Regions from separate parts of the Mus musculus genome. Here region 2 is linked to region 1. Evidence: chromatin contacts called from ENCODE POLR2A ChIA-PET data. All regions are on one chromosome and are shown on one strand. The core of a region is the stretch at or near the end of the contact, and the rest is flanking DNA. Distances in the headings are between cores, read along the strand shown. Region 1 holds the start of Apoa1 (apolipoprotein A-I). Region 2 holds the start of Bud13 (BUD13 homolog).

Region 1 (7,489 bases), core at 3,645-6,144:
CAAGCCATTGTCAGCTTCCAAGCTCAGTCCAGCTCTGATACTCCAGCCCCGCCCTGCTGCTCCCCACGCTCAGCCTGACCTGTTTACGTGGTACTGGATTGATGGAAGAGCAGGCACCACCCTCCAGAGCCACCCAGACGAAAGCCAGTGAGCCTATTAACCGTGCCATCTTGCGAACTATTTTCAAGATCACCATTGCTTTATATTGTAGTAACCAATATGCGCAGTATATGTTGAATGTATATGAATCTACTTTGCTATTTCTGTTCTTTGAAAATGTAAGAAGTATTTTTCCTTTCTCATTTCTGTTGATCTAAAAATGATAATAATAATAATAATCTCCAGATTCAAGTTGCTAAGAGCTTTTGTCCTTGTTTGTGTGGGACATCTACAACTTAGTGACTTGGTTGGACTGTAGGAGGTTGTGGAAATAAAAACCTGATTATGTACTAACGCTGATATGTTGTTTGCCTTACGGTTCAGAGTCTAATTGAGAGAATCACATGGGGTAGGGGCAGAGGTGACCCAGGTGTCTGGAGAAGTCCCCAGACTTAGGGTGGGGCTTGGAGCAGCACATTCTCACCTTGCCTTTTGGCCTCTGAACCTGGCAAATCAGACTCACACTGTGTCCAGGCATCCGTGTGGACTCTAACCCCTCAGAAGGGACACATTTGTGTTTGCAGAGTTGGGTGGGAAAAGGATTCCTTGGGGTCCTCAGAAGGAGAGCCTTGCATTGACCCTGGCTGGAACCTTTATGAGGTGGCCTCCCTCAGCTGTAGGACAGAAGGGCTTTTGGTACTGTTTCCCAATGTCTGTTCCTGGATTCCAGGTGGAGGGCAGAATTTCCAACAGGGCCCCAGGCTCTGCTGAAAGAGCTGAAGTCACACGAGAAAAAAGATCAATGATCTGGGGAATACGGAGATTTGTAGAAAGAGTGACAGAGGCTGGAAGGATGGCTCAGTGGTTAAGAGCACCAACTTCCTGCAACTCACACCACACAGAACTCCAATTCCAAGGACCCGACATGCTTCCCAGGCTCCTGTGTACAGATAACATACACTCATACAGATAGAAAACTCTTTAGGCAGGGAGAGGCGCATATAAGAAAGCCTTTGAGGCTAGAATTGCAATGAAACTGCTCAGAGTGGAAGGTGCCTTCTCAGCCCCTGGAGGTCTTGAAGGTGTACGCACCGCACAGAGGTGAGCTGGCTTTGGAACCAGTGATGGGCCCTAAGGACTCCCAAAAGGTCAGGACACCTTTCACTGATGCTGTGTCTGCAAAGTTTTTGGCTAGAGGTCGGGTAGGTACCCAGAGGCAGCCAGATTGACTCTGGGATCTGAACCTGGACATCTCTGCCCTCCAAGAAGGAAAGAAAGACTTCCTGACTTTGTACTGGAGCCAGGCCCCACCCACTTAACCACGGAGACTTTAGTCTCCTGAGCAGGAGGCAGGAACATCATTCAGAGCTGATGACAGTGTCCTTCCAAACAGGAATCACTGGGGATCCAGTCTGCTTAGGGAGACCCTCCCCAGCCCTGGCTCCCCATTCCTGCTAGCACTACCCCTTGTTGGGTACATATTCCCAGAAGGGGCTGGCACCATTGAAGGCCTGCGCCTTTCTGTGACCCTTTGCCAGTCTGAGAAGCTTTGGTGTATCAATGTTATTCATTTAGTAAATGTTTGGTGTCTCTGGTGCCAGTCCCACTAAAGGACAGAGTCCTTGCACTGCCCTGTGCAGGTGATCTGTGCTGAGACAGAAGTTGTGAAATGGGCTACATTCGCTGCTGCTGAAGCTACCAGCACTCCCGGGATCCCAGGCCAGCACTTGCTGGTCCAATCCAGGAGTCACTTTGGAGGTTCCCAAGATGAGGGGGTGAAGGGTAGTGAGAGAAATGCCAATGATAGGCACTATCTTCACTCCCTGGTCACCCAACACCTCTAACAGCAGCCAACCTGTCTCAATCTGTGATGAGCCCATTTGACTCTTGATCTGTCCAGAAAGACTTCCTGTTCAGAACAGTAAGTAGCTATTTAGACTAGTTTAAACCAAATGTCTCCTGATAAAGTAAGTCACTAGCAAGTAAGTATGGGGTGTGGGGGAGGGAGCATGGAGCATACACCTATAACCTTAGCATAGAAAGCCAAGGCAGGAGGATTACCACAAGTTTGAGACCAGCCTGGACTATATACCAAGACAGGAGCACACTTATTGCTCAGTCAGGTTGTCCCAGAGTCGTCTACCGTGATGTCATGGATTCCAGTCCCCAAGCCATGTCCCTGGAGAGAGTACAAAGGCTTTGGAAGTGAAGAAATCACCATCAGAGAACTAGAGGCCGGACCCGATCCCTAGCCCCTTGGGCACTGTCTCAAAGCTGGGGGGCAAGAATGTTCTTAGCATCTCTGAGCTGCCGTTTTTTCTGACAGGCAAACTACCAAGGGGGTGAACATGGCGTCCAGCCTTACAGGGGTGTCTCAAGTTTACTTTAAATGAGTTGCGGAGCAAATGTTAGGTTCAATTAGGATTAGCCAGCACGGTTTCAGTAACGAGCCAGAAAGAAAGATAGGACTGTGGGAAGCATCCTGGAAACCAACAGACACCCCCACCCCCACCCCACCCCCAAAAGACCTAAAAAACTACTCCTGTGGAGGCCACCTCCCTCTGAGTGCTCCCACAGCCCTCGGGGGCTGGTTTCAACCTGGAAAAGATGTCCTGCATCACAGCACCTGCAAGCCAGACACCTGCCTTACCCCATTTTTGCTGCCAGCAACTGGGGTCACAGGCTATGGCCTAGTAACAGAATGTGTTCGTGGCAGTGACCTCAGGAGTCTGGGATGCAGAACACTTGCCATTTGCTGTTGGTCACCTTTCAGCAGTTTTGCTTGAAATGTGTTCAGACTTCACAGACAACACAACACAAATAAAACTCTGGAGTTCAGAAGCTCAAATCATGGCTAAAAGCATGGGATTGTCAGAGTGATATTCTGTCTGAAAACTCTTTCATTCAGAGAAAACCTGCATTTTCTCTTCTCTCTTCCAGCACCCATGGATGGGTAGCCGAAACCCGCTTGGCTCATCTGCACACTCAGATTGCTTGGTCTCTATTTCTGTTCTCAAGTTTCTCCATGGTTTTGGCCCTTCTGCCTCCTCTAGCATATTGAGAGACCCTTGTGATTACTGTGCCCTCTGGATATCCCAGGCTACCCTTGAGTTCAAGTCCCCTAATCACATTTGCCATGTTAGACACCACGCACAGGTTCCTGGACTTAGTAAGTGCACACACATCTTTTCCATTTTGCTTCCCATACAGTGACTGGGATCATAAGGAAGCTGTGGCATGCTCTGTCATTATCTTTCCTTAGCAGATAAGAGACCCAGGGACGGAGAGGTTATGTAACCTGTCCGGGTCACCTGGAGAATAAGTTGCAGATCCCAGAACCAAGGTTCTCTCTGGTTGCAAAGCCTCCTGGGATGGGAGCAGCCTGGAATCCCAGCCACTCCCTGAACTGGTAGACAGATTCCAAGCTGGTTTCTAGGGAGTTGGGGAGTTTCCTAGGGAGATGGGCAGAGTACATTCCTGCCCTGGGTCCCAAATGCAGAGACCTGGGCGCAAGGTCCATCCTTGCCTCTAAGGCTGAGAGATAAAGGACACAGCAAATTCCTTCCACTCTCAACAGGCCCTTATCTAGAAGGAAGTTCATGGTAGAACCTCAAATAGATGGTCTCAAAAGTTCCTCTTAGCTTGAAAACTCACTTTCCATAATGGGATTTTAGAGATGATCTGTGGTTTTTGTTTGTTTGTTTGTTTTGTTTTGTTTTGTTTTGTTTTTAGATATTCTCATATAGCCCAGGCTGACTTCAAACTTGCTATATGGGCAAGGCTGTGGTTTTGAACTCTCAACCCTCTGACCTTCCAAGTGCAAAAACTGGCCACCGTACTCAGCCCACTCTACACAGCTACCCAGCTCTCCCATCCTGGCAAGTGAGCCTAGGCCCTCACCACTCTGGGAAGACATATCGTCACTGAACTACATGACCCCTTTTAGTGGTCATGGTATATGGTGAGGTTTTCTCTGGAAGGGAGGCTGAATAACAGCATCTACACATAACAAAAACATTGGCAACTGGGGCTGGAGAGATGGCTCAGCGGTTTAAGACCACTAGCTGCTCTTCCAGAGGTCCTGAGTTCAATTCCCAGAAACCATATGGTGGCTCACAACCATCTGTAAAGGAATCTGATTCCATCTTCTGGTGTGTCTGAAGACAGAGCGCTCATGTACCTAAGATAAGGAAGAAAGGAAGGGAGGGAAGGAGGGAGGGAGACAAGGAAGGAGCTAACAACTCCATGTTGGCCTCTGTCATTTCTTCTGAAGCATCAGAGGGGTCTTCATCCTCAGCTTGGGGATATGAGCCTGTCTGCATCTCACTCAGGCTGACACCTCAGTTGTTTTTGGATTTAGGGTTGGGAGGCTGGCTAAACATGTGGCATCTGGAAAGACAAATCCCCAAACCTGGGGGACCAGGGTGAGGTGAAAGGGGGAACCCCTTGGAAAGCAAAAAAAAAACTTTGGGGTGGGGCTGTGAGTGAAGGAGCCCACAATTCCTCCCTCCCTCCCTTGTTCCAGGCTCAGAGGGCACTAGCAACACAGAGGAGTCCAGGAGTGGGCTCCATGAGACTATCTTGAAGAAGACATACACCTCGGGATGGTGCAACTGCCTTACCCCTGGGGACCCCTGGAGTCTGCAGCCACCCCCTGCTGCCCCCACCTGAACCCTTGATCCCAGCTCGGCAGCCCCCGCAGTTTCCTGTTTGCCCACTCTGTTTGCCCAGCCTCAGGAACAGAGCTGATCCTTGAACTCTAAGTTCCACATCGCCAGCAAAAGTAAGCAGTGGCAGGGCCAGGCTGAGCTTATCAGTCTCCCAGCCCAGCCCCTGCCCACACACATATATAGACCAGGGAAGAAGAGCTGGACACCCAGACTGTCGGAGAGCTCCGGGGAGGTAAGTGCTGCTACCTGCCTTCGGTGGCTCTGGCTCCATAGCGCCTCCCAGTTGATGCTCCACTGTCCAAATCAATACCGTGGATATCTCGCACCTTTAGCCATTCTAGCCAATGCTTCCATGGGCTTGAATTGTGTGTGGAGCCTTTCCATGACAATGCCTCCCTTCAGCCCAGCCCTCCTCCTCCTTCTTCTTCTTCAGGTCACCCACACCCTTCAGGATGAAAGCTGTGGTGCTGGCCGTGGCTCTGGTCTTCCTGACAGGTAGGTGCCTCTTGACCTGCGTGGGACTACCTTCCTGGGCACAGAGAACAGAATTCCCACTGTTCTCTTCCCTGACTCCGAGTCTAACCTAACATGGGTCTCCCCTCCATCCCCAGGGAGCCAGGCTTGGCACGTATGGCAGCAAGATGAACCCCAGTCCCAATGGGACAAAGTGAAGGATTTCGCTAATGTGTATGTGGATGCGGTCAAAGACAGCGGCAGAGACTATGTGTCCCAGTTTGAATCCTCCTCCTTGGGCCAACAGCTGAAGTAAGGAAAGACCTAGCGTGGGGCCTGGAGCAGGTCAAGGGCTGCCCATCCAGGGTGGGCAGAGAGACCAGTGAGAAGATGCTGGAACTGAGCTGGCTAGCCCTTCACGGGCTTTCCTACCAGCTGGGCACCATGGCAGGTTCCAGTGGAGGACTAGGGATGGGATTCATCTGGCTGTTGGGTAACCACAGCCCCTCATTCAGCCTATGAGTGCCAAATCCCTTTTCCTTGGTAACCCCCAGTACTGGTCAGACAGCACCCAAAACAAAACAAAACAAAACAAAAAACAAAAAACGGGACTGGCCTTGTAACCAGCACCGACCACATCTGTGTTCTTGGTGCCTTCCGCCATGTGTACAGAGGAATGTAAAGGGAAGGCAGTGAGTTAGAGGGTTGCATGTTCGGGGAAACTAGGACCATAGCAACTGCACATTAGGGGACAGGTGGCACCCAGCTATCATGTGCATGGATCTGCAGACCAGGGGCAGCGCATGATGCCTGGGCTCGTCTCTCAGCCGCTCTCTTCCCCCTCTAGCCTGAATCTCCTGGAAAACTGGGACACTCTGGGTTCAACCGTTAGTCAGCTGCAGGAACGGCTGGGCCCATTGACTCGGGACTTCTGGGATAACCTGGAGAAAGAAACAGATTGGGTGAGACAGGAGATGAACAAGGACCTAGAGGAAGTGAAACAGAAGGTGCAGCCCTACCTGGACGAATTCCAGAAGAAATGGAAAGAGGATGTGGAGCTCTACCGCCAGAAGGTGGCGCCTCTGGGCGCCGAGCTGCAGGAGAGCGCGCGCCAGAAGCTGCAGGAGCTGCAAGGGAGACTGTCCCCTGTGGCTGAGGAATTTCGCGACCGCATGCGCACACACGTAGACTCTCTGCGCACACAGCTAGCGCCCCACAGCGAACAGATGCGCGAGAGCCTGGCCCAGCGCCTGGCTGAGCTCAAGAGCAACCCTACCTTGAACGAGTACCACACCAGGGCCAAAACCCACCTGAAGACACTTGGCGAGAAAGCCAGACCTGCGCTGGAGGACCTGCGCCATAGTCTGATGCCCATGCTGGAGACGCTTAAGACCCAAGTCCAGAGTGTGATCGACAAGGCCAGCGAGACTCTGACTGCCCAGTGAGGTGCCCGCTTCCACTCCCCACCCCCGCATTGGCTTTCTTACAATAAACCTTTCCAAAATGGAATAGCTTCTTTCTTTGGGGGACATAGGGCGGGCGCTAAGGGGACATCAAGGGACGTGAGAACATGGTGCCGCACTGGGGATTCCTTTGTACGCGACTACTCAGCTCTTAACGCTCACTCAAGCTGGGCACCTGGCTGGTTCAGGGTATGAGACAGAATCCCTTCCTAAGAAGGCTCCAAGGGAAATGGATGGCCAGGCAAAGCAACAAGGAACCCCAAAAGGGCCCCACAGAGGCTCAGAACACTAGTGCTGTAAACCAGGATGAGAGTGTCTGGCAATAGGACTGGCTTTGAGACCGCTGGTTTCTTGTGCTAGCCGAGTTTCCAGGTGGGGTCCAGAGGGTGCAGGACGGGAGCCTCTTCCACTCCCTAGAGCCAGGATTCCTTCAGGAGCCAGGAAGATTGGAGTTATTGGGTGGGTGCTAATAAAAAGCCTGGAGCTGAACCCGATCTCGGTAAACAATTCCCTTTGATCTTTCCCTCCGGTGCACCCACACAGTGTGCTGAAAGGGTCAAGGCTGCAGCTACTCTACCTGACAGTTGGATACAAAAACAAACAAACAAACAAACACCCCTCTCCATGATGCTGGTGACCACACATTTACTAGAGAGGCCTTCATATCCATCTCTAAATCCTGAAGGATGGCCTTTAAGTCCACACCAGTTGGGGAAGCTGAGCTGGGAGGTCTGAAGTTAGTCACTGCAGAAAAGGTGGGTCAGGATGTGCCGTTCCATTTTAAAACAAAACAAAAACAAAACA
Region 2 (7,489 bases), core at 2,747-5,246, 54 kb after region 1:
CAGCAGTTATAGGAATTTTTAATGGAAATTCTCAAGGCTAGCAGTGGGCCAGTGTAGTTATTTTGTGATCTTAAGTCATTTACCTCATTACAAAATAGAAGGGGGTCTTTTTGACATCTGTAGTGAATATGTGGAGACTTTTCTTGTCGGTATTTCCTAAACAGTAGTGCAAAATTATATTAGATCTTATAAATGTGTTTATTTTATTTATTTGAGAGATGGCTTTGCGATATAATTGAGGCTAGCCTTGAGGTCACTCCACACACACACACACACACACACACACACACACACCTGCCACCTCTCGGCCTCAGCCTTCCATGTGCTGGCACTGCAGGCCAAGTAACTGCCTGGCTTTTCTTTGTGAATTGTACATTGCATTTCTTTTCCATATTGGGATTAGATACTGTAAGAACGCTACTGGATTCCAGTCCCTACTGCCAGTTTCCTTCTTGGCAAAGCAGTCTCATAGACATCTTCTCCTGTCCTGTTCTCGGGCCACCTTCCTCCCCTCCCCTAAGTGAGCAAGGCGTTGTGGGATATGGAGAGCAGGCTTCTCCCACTGGGAGTCCACTGCTCCCCACCCCTGGTTTGTGGTTCAGCGTAATGACCCATACAGTCTGTGTTGTAGTAATCCAGCTGTTGTGCTACAGGTAACCAAGAACCCATTCACACTGGGCGACAGCTCTAATCCTGACCAGTCAGAGAAACTGCAGGAGTTTAGCCAGAAGTTGGGCCAGGTAAGAGGACCCAGGCCATTTCTGCAATCCTAATTTCCCTTTCTTTAAACTTTTGGGAACTGCACTTTGTAAACTGGATTGGCTCTTGTCTCGCAGCCATAGCCTCTTCCTTCCAGGATCTTTGTAAGAGTTACCTGCTAAGTCCTCCTCTCTCCTGTAGATCATCGAGGGCAAGATGAAGGCCCACTTTATCATGAATGATCCAGCAGGAAACAGTTATCTGCAGGTAAGTTAGGCCTTCCTGGTGGTTCTATGGAGACATATTTTCGGAACTTTATAGAATTTGCATGATAGCCCTTAACAAGGAAAGCCTTGTTAAGTCTTCAATTGGGGCCTTGGGCAGGACTTGGAAGGTAAGGAAGAAAGGGGAAGGTGGTGATAGTGGGACTCCCAAGTGTGTGTAACAAAGACCTAGTGCAGGGCTGCAATCTTAGGTCCTCAGAAGGCCATGAAAATGGAAAGTTTAAGACCAGCCTGTGCGATTTTCAAGACTGTCTTAAGATACAATAATGTGAAGAAAAAGCCAAGAGTAACTGTTTACCTGGCTAGCGTGCTCAGGGCCCTAGGTACAGAGTGAATATATAAGAAAGTAGGACCTCCTCTTCCTGGGTCTGCTTGTCTTGTTCTTATTCTCACCCTCAGCATTGGAGCTTCCATTCTGCATCTGACTGTGAAGTAAGGAGCAATAGGAACCTGGCCAGAGGTCAGGACAGGAAAGCCGAGAGGTGTTGGCTGAACGGGCAAGCAAACATCTGGCAATTGATCCATATCAAACTGCAGCAAAATTGTGTTGAACCTGGGGCCTCCTCCTTACTTTAGTATTAATGAGCACTGATGGGCCTGGCAAAACTGGCCTAGTTTTTCACATAATTAAGATCATTGTGGTCCCCCTCCCTCAAAACCTTTTTTTTTTTTTTTGAGACAAGTCTTTGTTATGTAGCCTGGCTGGCTTTAAATTTGTAATCTTTCTGCCTCAGTCTCCAGAGTGCTGAGATTATAAGCAATCACCAACTTTGGCTACATTTTTTATAGGAAGGCCCATATATAAAAGTACTTAGAACTGGGGGTTAAACACTTGTATGCATGTACAGGGGCTTGGGTTTGATACTAGCATACACACACACACACACACACACACACACACACTTTTGCAGAATGTAGCCGTGGGCTCTAGAGACCCTGCAAATCCTGTGCATTTCTTCGGAGGTTGAGAGTCAGCCGTGGGAGGGGATGGCGGGCTGCACAGGCGCTGACCGTCGTCTGTCTGCTCTTGGCCCTGCAGAATGTGTATGCACCTGAAGACGATCCAGAGATGAAGGTCGAGCGGTACAAACGCACCTTTGACCAAAATGAGGAGCTCGGGCTCAATGACATGAAGACAGAGGGCTATGAGGCGGGCCTGGCCCCACAGCGGTAGCAGTGGCCAGCTCACTGGCCAGCTACAGTGCCACTCACACTGCAGGGTTATCTGTTACTGTGGGGAACTGACGAGGAGTGCTCAAGCCCTCGTCCATGGTGAAGAGGTTACCACTTGAGTTAGAAATGTAAGCACCCAAGATTAGCAGCTGACGGACGAGGCAGCTGCAGCCCTACTGTGCTCCTTGACCTTCTTTTGGAGGTTTTAAAGTCGGCGTGAGAAGAATCCCAGAAACACCAGGCGGTCTGCCATCACCGTTTGCCTGTCAGCTCTCTGACCTCCAGTGCTGGACCTTTGAAGTCTGGGGAAGTGAAATACAAGTTTCTGCTGGCTCTGGGCATGTGAAGTACTGACTCAGCAGGGAAGGATGTCGGAGGGGCCGAGCAGGCACAGGTGAAGACGCCACATTAAAGTGATGGCCTTTAAACGACACCCGCCTCTGCGTTCATGTCCTTACTGATTACCATGTGCTAGACTAAGCTGGGTCACACTGAGTCACACTCAGCTCCGAGGAGACTGAGGACAGCTTGGGCCATGCAGTGAGAGTCCGTCTTCATGAAAAGAAATGAGGAAGGAAAAACCAGTTTAGTTTCCTAAGCAAATCTTTCTTGAGGTGGCTGCTGTAGAGGCAGCATTTGATTCACTCCAATAGGCCATCCTGTCTGCTCTGAGCCAGGTACACCTGTGTGGAGTCTAGCTGTTCTCATGCAGCTTAAAGCAGTCTGGAAAAGCAGGGTGGCACACACCTTTAATCCCAGCAGAGGCAGGTGGTTCTATGAGTTTGAAGCCGATTTGGTCTACAGAGGAAGTTCCAGGACAGCCTGGGCTACACAGAAAAACCCTGATTCAAGACAAAACGAATTCAAACTGGATAACCAGCACCATCCTTGTTTGGCCTCTGCTAGCAAAAATTAGAGCCAGGCAGTATGAAGATGTGTGGGTTCCTGTACTTACCCGAAAGTTCTTATTATCTATAAAGGAGGCTAATAAAACTGAAGGGTAGGTCATGGTGTCCAGCCACTTGAGAGGCTGAGGAGGAAGGCTAACAAATTCAGGGGCAGCTTAGGCAATTTAGATCTTCAACATTCAAAAGAGTGGGGATGTAGTTCTATAGAACTCCTGCATACCATGTGCAAAAGGCCTTGGGTTTAATCCTCGGTGCTGGATGAAAGAAAAAAAAATTGTGAGGGTTAAGTGAGAAGTCATAAAACACTTAACCCTTTATAGAAGAAACTCCAGAATCTTCCTGGTTTCTTTGCCACACTGACCACGAATCCATTTCACTGGGAAGAGTTTATATCATTTTTTAGAAAGACATATCAAAGGTGAGAAGGTCAGTACAGGTTTGATAAAAACCTATCAAACTTTTATAGTCACAAGTTTGACTTCCCCTAAATGGTACCCGGAAGCCTCTTCCAGCAGACTTCCCACCAAAAGGTATTTATAGCAATAAAAGTGATTGAAATTGAAACGTTTGGTACAGCGTCCATTATTAAAACGCTGCTCAAGAATGTGCCCCTAGTGGTACAGCTATGGTAAGTCCCACCATTCATACAGGTGTTCTTCCTTACTCTGGCGCTGATGCTGCCAGGGTAGGATCATGTTACATCGGCCTGTGGCTTCTCAGCTGAGACAGCGTGGGCTGCAGGCTGTTGCACCGATTCGTCGTCTCAGGAAAAGCACAGCCAGCCCGAGATGCACGCACTCTCCCCTGGAGCCTCTTAAGGCTCAAGTCTTTAAGTCCAGCAGTTCAAAAAGTCCCCGTCCTAAAGCTTCCGCTTCTGGCTCCACCCCTACCGTTTCGCGTTGAAGAATTTTGTCCCCCACGCCGAGCTGTTGCCCCGCCCTCGCCGCTGCCATGGCGGCAGCTCCGCCACTCACCAAAGCTGAGTATCTGAAGCGTTACTTGTCTGGGACAGATGCTGGCTTGGAAGGAGGTCCCGAGGCCGGTCGCAAGCGGCGCAAAAAACGGCCGAAGCCTGGAGGCGCTGGCGGCAAGGGGTGAGTGGACTGGTGAGGTGTCGCGCTGCCCGGTGGCGCCCTCGGCCGCAGCTCTTCCTCGTCCTGGCCCGCGCGGTGCTGCCGACCCCGGCCCGAGCTCAGGCCCCGCTCCACTGCCCCGGGGCGGGATTGTAGCTGCCACTGGCAGCTCAGACCTCATCCTCTGAGCAGCGCCTTCCTTGTGTTAAAGGCAGCTAGAACTTAACTCACTTTCTCCCCGCGTTTGTAGCTTACGTCGTTCCATGTACAGATTGAAAGTCGTGTCCAAGAATAGCAAAGCTGATTCAAACCTTTTTCTTTCTCACTTTATTTCTCTCTTTCTCCCTTCCCTTCTCTTTCTTTCCTTCTTCTTTTTCTCTTCCCTCTTCTTTCTTTCTTTCTTTCTTTCTTTCTTTCTTTCTAGATCCAAAAATCTCTTTCTGAGGGTTCCAAAGTGCCAGGAACTGATCTGGAATCAAAGACCCATATCCTATTACTCACATCTACTACTAACAGTAACAACTAAAATGGGAACAGTTCACATCCTGTGCCTGGCCTCTTTCTAAAATAGTTGACCATATAGCTTTCAGAACATTGTAATGGAGCAGACATTTATATTAAACACTATACTTCCAGATTGCAAAGAGATGTGCTGAGACAGAGTTCAGATGAAATGTCCATTAGTAACTTGGCCACTGGAATCTGGAAAGGTTGGGTTAGGATATCCAACATCAACCTACAGAACAAAAGGAAATGTCTGTATTTGTAGGCTTTAGAGCAGCAGCCCTAAGTTTAGCAGCTTACTGAAGGTGCTATTTTGGATAGAAAGTTGAAACTCTGGGGGCTAATTCCATTCTCACACTCCACCCCCAGGTCTACTAAATGCTTATCAGCTTAAAGAGAGTACTAGATAGGATACAAAGTGTGGCTCACCCTCTCTGTGGGGCAGTATCATGGTCTAACAGTATTATTACCGTATGGTCCATTGAACTGGGTCGAATTAGTCCCTCATTTCCACACTTCTCTTCATTAGAGCTTGAGCATGACCTCATTTATAGATGGAATCTTTGTGGTGTTACCAGTTAAGATGAGCCTATATTCAGTTAAGGTGGTGTTGAATTCAGTGTGGCTGATGTCCCTGGAAGAAGGGGCAATGGCATGCAGGGGGAAAGTTTAAGCTTTGGAGCAATACTGATTAGAATTAGAATCCTAGCTGTGCTACTTATAGCCTGAGTGGTCCAGGGCAAGAGATGTTCATCTCAGCCGGGCGTGGTGGCACACGCCTTTAATCCCAGCACTCGGGAGGCAGAGGCAGGCGGATTTCTGAGTTTGAGGCCAGCCTGGTCTACAAAGTGAGTTCCAGGACAGCCAGGGCTACACAGAGAAACCCTGTCTCAAAAAACCAAAAAAAAAAAAAAAAAAAAGAGAGAGATGTTCATCTCTCTGAGCCTGAAGTCCCAGCCCCTTACTACTTGTCTGAAATGGTTGTTGTGATTAAAGCTGTGTCATGTGTTCCTGGCATTTCAAATAACCTCCTCCTTGCAGCACAGTTCATCTGTGTGGCACACATTTATTTATTGGCTTGCCACCACCTTACAGTAATTGGGGCACTGGTTCCTGAAGCTCAAAATGATACACTATTTTCATGTCAACTATTCACATCCTCTTTAAATCATCCTTAGATTAATTACTTAAAAGCCCACTACAGCTTAGGTAGTATGCCAGTAGTTACGTTATATAGGCCATTGTAACTAAAGAAAGTCTATCTGTTTAATACATTGGCCATTCCTTTTCCCCTGGTTGAGTTTGCAGTTGTGAAGTCCATGGGTGTGGAGGGCTGAATACCTCCTGTGACAGTTGTGTTGAAGAAGCCTTGATGAACAAAAAATGTATTAGTCAGCAGGATATGGTGGTAAAAGTCTATAATCCCAGCACAGGGGAGGCTGGGCTGGAGGATAGAGAGCTGGAAGCTAGCTATAGGGAACAACAACAAGAAGAAGGGAATAAATAAGAGAATGCCTTAGCCCTTGGCTGTTGGAACTTAGAATTTAATGAGAATATGGGCTGATAAATACAAATGAAAGCATTCTAAGAGTGTGTAGAGGTATTTCTACTCTGGGAGTAGGAGACAGTGAGCAAGAAAGATAGGTCCAAGGAAGTTATTAAAAACCAGGGTGTAGTGGCTATTCCTGGTTGTCAACTTGACAATATTTGGAATGAACTACAATCCGGAATTGGAAGGCTCACCAGTGACCCTTATCTTGAGGCTTGGAGATCCTTATCTGGATCTTGGTTTGGAGATCTTGAGCCATAGTGGCTATGGATTCCAGAAGATTGAATCTCCCAGTTTAAGGAAAACACCTTTAATCTGGGCTACACCTTTCATCTGGGATTAAAGGTGTGGTGGAACACACCTTTAATCTGGGCTACACCTTCTGCTGGAGACAATATAAGGACATTGGAAGAAGGGAGTCTAGCTCTAGCTCTTGCTCCTTCGCCTGCTTGCTGCGTGAGACTGAGTAGCTGCTAGATCCTTGGACTTCCATTCATAGCTGCGACTGAACCATTGTTGGGAATTGGGCTGCCGACTGTAAATCATCAATAAATTCCTTTACTATCTAGAGACTATCCATAAGTTCTGTGACTCTAGAGAACCCTGACTAATACACAGGGCCCAAAGAAAATAAGATTCGTGATTAACAGTGAGAAGAGTAGGTCTGGCAGAAGGAAGGGGGTGCCTTTGTAAAAACTGATATTACCAAAGGTGGACAGTGATGGAGTGAATTGACAGCACACAAACATTGAGCCATACCTTTAAGTTTAAAAGCCAGTAGGGGGCAGTGACATGGCTCTGCACTTGACAAGCCTGACAACCTGAATTCCATCCCCTGAACCCACATAGCGGAGGGAGAGAACTGACTCCTGCAGGTTGTCCTCTGGCCTCCATATGCATGCCATATCACATATATACACCATCACTGTCACACACACACACACACACTCTAAATGTCAAAGAACAACAGGTAAGGGGCTGGAGAGATGGCTCAGAGTATAGACTACTCTTCCAGAGGTCCTGAGTTCAATCCCCAGCAACTACATGGTGGCTCACAACCATCTGTAAAGAACAACAGGTAGGTAGGCCCGTGTTACAGCATGACTTCCGTTTTGAGTTTTTATTGTTCTCATCTAGAATGCGGATTGTTGATGATGATGTGGGCTGGGCGGCTATCTCTACTGCTAAGCCGGAAAAGGAGGAGGAAGAGGATGGAGATTTGCCTGTGGTATGTATCTCGTGGAGACTTTTGTCAGGACTTTGAAATGATCCAGGCTTCTCAGACTTGACACTGAGCAA

The links. ChIA-PET counts read pairs that join two places held with the same protein, here RNA polymerase II (POLR2A).
Region 2: POLR2A ChIA-PET joins it to region 1 with 10 read pairs in embryonic stem cell. The contact joins the promoter of Bud13 here to the promoter of Apoa1 in region 1. POLR2A ChIA-PET finds 5 or more read pairs at or near these places in 3 of 5 experiments (Patski and embryonic stem cell).

What each region holds. Positions count from the first base shown.
Region 1 is chr9:46,223,736-46,231,224 of GRCm38, forward strand. It overlaps Apoa1 (apolipoprotein A-I), which reads left to right and starts at 4,895. Exons shown (of 4, transcript NM_009692.4): 1 at 4,895-5,001; 2 at 5,203-5,264; 3 at 5,381-5,534; 4 at 6,070-6,734. The coding sequence starts at 5,222. The coding sequence ends at 6,667. It overlaps Sik3 (SIK family kinase 3), which reads left to right. Exons shown (of 25, transcript NM_027498.3): 25 at 1-459.
Region 2 is chr9:46,279,016-46,286,504 of GRCm38, forward strand. It overlaps Bud13 (BUD13 homolog), which reads left to right and starts at 3,997. Exons shown (of 10, transcript NM_146000.2): 1 at 3,997-4,158; 2 at 7,328-7,418. The coding sequence starts at 4,016. It overlaps Zpr1 (ZPR1 zinc finger), which reads left to right. Exons shown (of 14, transcript NM_011752.2): 12 at 654-740; 13 at 901-966; 14 at 2,023-3,628. The coding sequence ends at 2,157.